Linked DNA regions of Mus musculus: region 2 is linked to region 1. Evidence: chromatin loops called from intact Hi-C (ENCODE). Cell type or tissue: heart. All regions are shown on one strand. Each heading gives the region's core, and the rest is flanking DNA. Links, peaks and the distances in the headings are about the cores only.

Region 1 (2,903 bases), core at 274-2,773:
CATCAGCAACATCTCTGTCACCACCATCGCCAGCTGCCGCCCCCGCCCCCATGGTCCTCACTGTCTCTTCTTTTGAACCACACCCACCTTACAAAGCCTGAAGCCTGGCCACACCTCACTCATCTGTCTATAACACCATAGTGTTGAGTTTGTTCTTCCTGCTTGTGGTGGTTTGTATAAGCTTGGCCCAGGAAGAGTCACTACTAGGAGGTGTGGCCTTGTTGGAGTGGGTGTGGCCTTATTGGAGTGGGTGTGGCCATGTTGGAGTAGGTGTGGCCTTGTTGGAGTGGGTGTCTCACTGTGGGTGTGGGCTTTAAGACCCTCATCCTAGCTGCCCAGAAGCCAGTTTTCTCTTAGCTGCCTTTGGAAGATGTAGAACTCTCAGTTCCTCCTGCACTATGCCTGCCTGGATGCTGCCATGCTCCTGCCTTGATGATAATGGACTGAACCTCTGAACCTGTAAGCCAGCCCCAATTAGATGTTGTCCTTATAAGAGCAGCCTTGGTCGTGGTGTCTGTTCACAGCAGTAAAGCCCCACATATGACACTGCTTTACAAGAAGTCTGGAGCTCAAAGAAGAGGCTCCTTGAACAGAAATAGACCATTGCACATGGTGTGCACGACAGAGGTTTCGGTTCAGGCTTTCTGAGGGCTGGAGTCAGGCCTGCTGTGTTAGTCTGCTTCCTGTCTCTCCGACAAAACACCTGAGATGAATTTCTCCCTAAAGAGACGAATATCTATTTATTCAACAGTTTTGGGATTTCATGGCTTGCTGTTTAGTCCTGCACACTTCTCTCTGGGGACCCAGAAGTTGTCAGACACCAGCCACTGAGGGTACTGACTGGTTGACCAGACATGGCTGACAGCTCCTGGAGTCAAGATGACTGGACTTGAACACCGTCAGAGACTTGAACTTCTTTCCCCTTCTGTTTTCTCCTCTGCAGAGCAAGGACAGTCCTTAAATACAGATCTAACTAGCCATGGAGACTTAACTCTGTCATCTTAGCACGTGGATGACTGAGGCAGGAGACTAACAAGTTCTAGGCTCTCTAGAGAGCTGTGTGGATGCAGTAGTGCAGGCTTCCCCCGCCCCACAGACCCACTGCCCAGGCTGGGATCTAGAAGGGAATGCCAGGAAGAAACTGGGTCTTCGGGGGGCTTCCTAGGCCCTGCTGGCTGTGCCAGGCAGTGGTCATGCCACAGTTTACGCTTCCCTCCCGGGGCTCCTGACAGAGGATGGGCACAGTGACACCTGTCACATCTGCTCTGCACTGTTGTCTTGTGGTTGAGGATTCCCTCCTGGACCCCAGGCTTGAACCTACCTCTCCCACCCAGGTCCGCTCCTCCCCTCAATGACTCAAATGTGTCTGCAATTGTTCTTTAACTGCATTTTTCTTGCCATGATCACCCTCAGGCACAGGGCACTGTGCTGTGCACAGACCAGCACTGACCTGTGTGACCAAGGTCTGAGACAGGGAGAATGTCTGCAGTTGGAGCCTTAGGTGGGGTCCAAATTCTTTCTTCTGGTTCCCAGCCATAGGGAGTTAACATGAGACCTTAACTAGTTGAAGGAGGTGACAACACACACAGAAACACAAACTCTGTCTTTATCCCTGTATGTCTCCCTGTCTGTCTCTCACAAAAGACACACACACACACACACACACACACACCTGATGATAGAGATACAGGCCAGAAGATTCGCTGCACTGACAACTGTGGACACTAGGGGGAGGTAGATGACCTCGTTTTAGAGCAAGGAGCTGTTTCCCTCATATTTCCTGTAACTGGCAAGAGCTCAGGGGTGAGGAAACCAGCACTGGGGAGGAAACCAGCACAGAGGGGCCAGTGCAGAGGTAACATGGTAAGAAAGCAGCCTGGGTGAGAGCCATCCCACACCAGAACACTGCATGACACAGTATGAAGGGTAACCAGTATCTATGGATTCCTCTAGGAACTCATGTCCCATAGGAACCCTGCAGGTGACAGAAAGGAGAGACATGGGTGAAGTGAGTGTCAGAGGCTCAGAAGCTATGGCCATCTGGACCCTGGATGTTGCAACTGGAGTGGGCCAACTGCAGCCCCCTCTGTCTGGCTGTGGCCCAGGGCTGTCTGTCCAGCAGCAGCCTGGGTCTACCAAGAGGTTGCAGCTGTTACCCAGTCCCAGCTCACATCAAGAGAGTCCTTTTTTCTTTCTTTTCCTTTTTCTTTTTTCCCACCGCAGAAAACATAACAGTTGAATATTAATGTGAAATCTCCCAGTTTTTAAATGCTGGCAACAGACTCAAAACTTTCCCAACTCAAGTCTCAGGGAGGAAACGTCTATGTGGCCCCACCATAGGCTTTGGGGCTACCGACACCACAGATGTAGACCAGGCTGGCCTGCCTTCTCTGGAGCATGGGGATTAGCGAGTACCAGCTGGAGGCTGAGGGTATTTTGTTTGACCCTGGGTTTGGCTTGGGGAAAGCTCTCCTGCTGTGCGTACCCCACCCCCAGCTCAGGTGTTTGGGGGGAGCAGGGGCTGTCTTTCCTGCTTCTCCCTCTCCTACACCTTCTCATCCACCTCTGGGTGGACGGGGAGTGGACGTGAAATTGTTTAAGGGAGCTTCGTGCAGCTGCTTCCTCTGAACCGAAACTTCCCCTCCCGCGGGGAGGAAGGAGGCTGGGAAGATTCAGACTGCTAGGGAGGCGATCTAGGCTCCTGATGCTCCGCGGGGTGCAGGATTCCCAAGACCCCTTCCTCCCTGCAGTTATAAAGTATCTTTGCCAGGAAGAAGAGACTCCAGTAGAGTTGCCTGTGTGTTAGGAGCTCCAGGAGGCAGCCTTCCTGAGACTCCGCCCCTTCTGGGAAGGGCTTCTGTTGCTGCTACAGCTGCCTGAGAGTCACTCGTGCTCTCTGGAGT
Region 2 (2,903 bases), core at 123-2,622, 50 kb after region 1:
TTAGGAGGTCTTCTGGTTGGGGTTCCTGGGCTGCTTGCCTGCAGTCTCAGGGCTTTCCTGAGAGACTGCAGACAATTCCACAAAAGTAAGAAATTGAACATGCTGTGCCTCTTACTTTCACTGTCCCCCAGCCCCTGTGACGACTAACCATGGGGCAAGTGGGTTTATTTTCTGTACCCACACCTAGCTGCCCCCAGCCGACACCCACACCCCAGCTGGGAAAAGTTGCCCTAAGCCCAAATAGAGGATGAGCTGTGACACCATCATTTAGCCCTGGACAAGGATGGCCAGGGAAAGGCGGCAGAGGGGTAGGAAAAACACTGTTCTGTAGAGCCTGTCTGAGGAGATGCAGTTTGCTAGGGGAGCTTGCCATGTTCACATCGGGGGACAGCATTCTGAGCAGCAGGGGCAGCACAGAGGCAGCACGAGGCCTTGTGTAATGGAGCACAGCACAGAAGAGCAGGGAACCAGGGAACCAGGGCTGGGGAGGCCTGGGCAAACGGCGTGGGACTTTGTAAATTCTGAGAGGACATTGAAGGGCATTGATATGTCTCTGGAAAGTTGTGGGAGGCCACGGGAGGCCTTTCAGTGTCAAAAGGGAAAAATGCCTGCCGAAGGGTAGGCCATGGCTGACAGGGTTGGCGCTGAGCAAATGGGCACTAGGGATCACCAGGACAGTGGATGTTCTGCAGCCATGAGCGTGTCCTGGGATTGCTGTGGTGGAGGAGGCAGGGTGTGAGCGTGAGCATCCCAGAGGCCCAGGTTCAAGTCCAGCCCTGACGCTCACACTCCCTCTGCAGCTGAAGAAGGAGATGGGGAACACAGTGATGGACATCATTCGCAACTACACTGCCAATGCCACCAGTAGCCGCGAGGAGGCCTGGGACTACGTGCAGGCGCAGGTGAGGATGAGTCTGAGTGACAGTGACGTGGTGTGTTACTCTTGGAGAAAGGACACAAGTGCTCTTGGCCCCTAAGCACAGTCTTGGAGACGGCTCCTGGGCTCACAGCGCTGCCTCTTCTTTGTTGACCCTGGAAAGGTTGTCCCTTCCTGGTGTCACAGAACAAGTGAGGCCTGCCTGTCCGCTCACTGGGGGCAGAGCTGGTGGTACCTACCCTTCTGCCTTTCTGTCAGAGCTCTTGCCCGCTGGGGAATAGCCTAGAGCTCAGCTTCCCTTCACTCGCTTGGAGCGCCCCCTTCTGGCTGTTGCAGATGAGAGCTTGGGCACAGGAGATGGCTTATCCTCCCTCCCACCTGGGATTTGATTTCCAAGGAATCCACGGAGAACAGTGTTAGCTTCCATCCCAGAAAGCCTTGCCCTCTGGATAGAGCATTTTGTCTTTGGAAACAATGGAATTGATCTTGTCTCTTTTCTCACGTTAGTGACCAGGAAGCTCTGCCCCAGATCTCAGGTGCCTGTGTTTAACACTGGCAGGTAGCCTTGGACTTGACTGGTCTGTCACTGGGCTCTCTGGAAGCATGTGGCACATTGTCTGCCTCACCCCTCACTCAATTAGGGACCTTAGTTCCTAGTCTTCATTTGTGGAAAGCTCAGATCAGCTTGAAATGGCAGAACTGGGGTTTGAACCCATGACCCGAGAGCCCCATGTTCAACCTTTGCCACCTGACTGACAGCCTTGCACACATTCCACTTGTGCTGACTGGTGTTTCACTTGAACTCGCCTCCTCCGCTCTATGCATATGCTAACGGCTTCTGATTCTGGCTCTCCACTGTGTTGGTAGTTTGTACTGTTTCTTGGAGGCCTCTTGAAGTCCCTCTTGAAGTCTCTTCTGATACACAGCACTGAAGTTCAGCCCTTGGGTGCTATGCATCTCCAGCACCCCGGGAGCGGGACACAGCTACCACCCCAGGAGGCACAGAAGTGGCCAGTCTGAGTTTCCACCTGGAGATGGGCTGCTTAGGATGGGCTGAGTGGCCGATCAAGCAACCTGTCGTGTCGCCACTGCGCAGGTCAAGTGCTGTGGCTGGGTCAGCCACTACAACTGGACAGAGAACGAGGAGCTCATGGGCTTTACCAAGACCACTTACCCATGCTCCTGCGAGAAGATCAAGGAAGAGGACAACCAGCTCATTGTGAAGAAAGGATTCTGTGAGGCTGATAACAGCACTGTGAGCGAAAACAACCCTGAGGATTGGCCTGTGAACACTGAGGTATGTGTGGAGCTGGCAGTCAGGGGCTGGGCTCTGCCACTCTGAGAGGGACAGGTGTCCCAGCTCCTGGAGGTGCCCGGGGCCGTCACTCAGCCTCCTTCCCTTGTTAGTCCCCTCCTCCCCATCTGCTCACACCATAGTCTACAGGTGCCATGAGGGGCCTGCTCACGAGCCGGTCCTGGGCAGGCCTGCTGCAGCTGTGTGCAGAGGCTGACATGAGTCTTTCCACAGGGCTGCATGGAGAAGGCGCAGGCGTGGCTTCAGGAGAACTTCGGCATCCTTCTGGGCGTGTGTGCTGGTGTTGCTGTCATTGAGGTCTGTCCCTCTCTCCCATGCAGCCGTGCCCTGGGTTCTGTCTCGAATACCTCCCCCGCCCCCGCGCCCTTGCATTGCTGCTTCCTGTGAACTGAGTGGTCCATGTGCTTCTAGAGCTGCCCTGACCCCAGCCCATCTGGCTGTGTGACGTCAGATTGGGTACTGTCCCTCTCTGGGCCTCCTTCAGCAGCCTGCCTGTCTGCCTCAGGGTGGTTGTGACTGGGACCCAGTATGGAGCTGCAGGGCAGGGTCCTGGGACCCGGGCGGGCCTTCCTGACTTTGCTCTGTCCTTCACAGCTGCTGGGGTTGTTCCTGTCCATATGTTTGTGCCGGTACATTCATTCTGAAGACTACAGCAAGGTCCCCAAGTACTGAGGTTGCTGATGTCCCCACCGTCCTATTTCTCCACCCTCA

The links. Hi-C counts contacts between places; a loop is a spot of excess contacts. Peaks named below come from ENCODE experiments on the same cell type or tissue, not always from the same donor. Only the 100,000 strongest peaks of a DNase experiment are listed, where the experiment ranks them.
Region 2: it touches region 1 in a loop (11-fold over the local background); 32 of 42 quality-filtered maps call a loop at or near these places.

What each region holds. Positions count from the first base shown.
Region 1 is chr2:93,470,260-93,473,162 of GRCm38, reverse strand. No RefSeq gene overlaps it. Among named protein-coding and RNA genes, the nearest start is that of Cd82, 9.2 kb to the right of the region's middle. In heart, for the core only: a CTCF peak has its summit at 1,734 (motif pointing right); a DNase peak (open chromatin) is centred at 1,802; H3K4me3 peaks cover 492 bases; H3K27ac peaks cover 431 bases.
Region 2 is chr2:93,419,826-93,422,728 of GRCm38, reverse strand. It overlaps Cd82 (CD82 antigen), which reads left to right. Exons shown (of 10, transcript NM_007656.5): 7 at 801-902; 8 at 1,974-2,174; 9 at 2,406-2,489; 10 at 2,787-2,903. The coding sequence ends at 2,864. Mir7001 (microRNA 7001) reads left to right here and starts at 722; the gene lies at 722-800. In heart, for the core only: a CTCF peak has its summit at 1,206 (motif pointing left); a DNase peak (open chromatin) is centred at 1,188; H3K27me3 peaks cover 1,014 bases.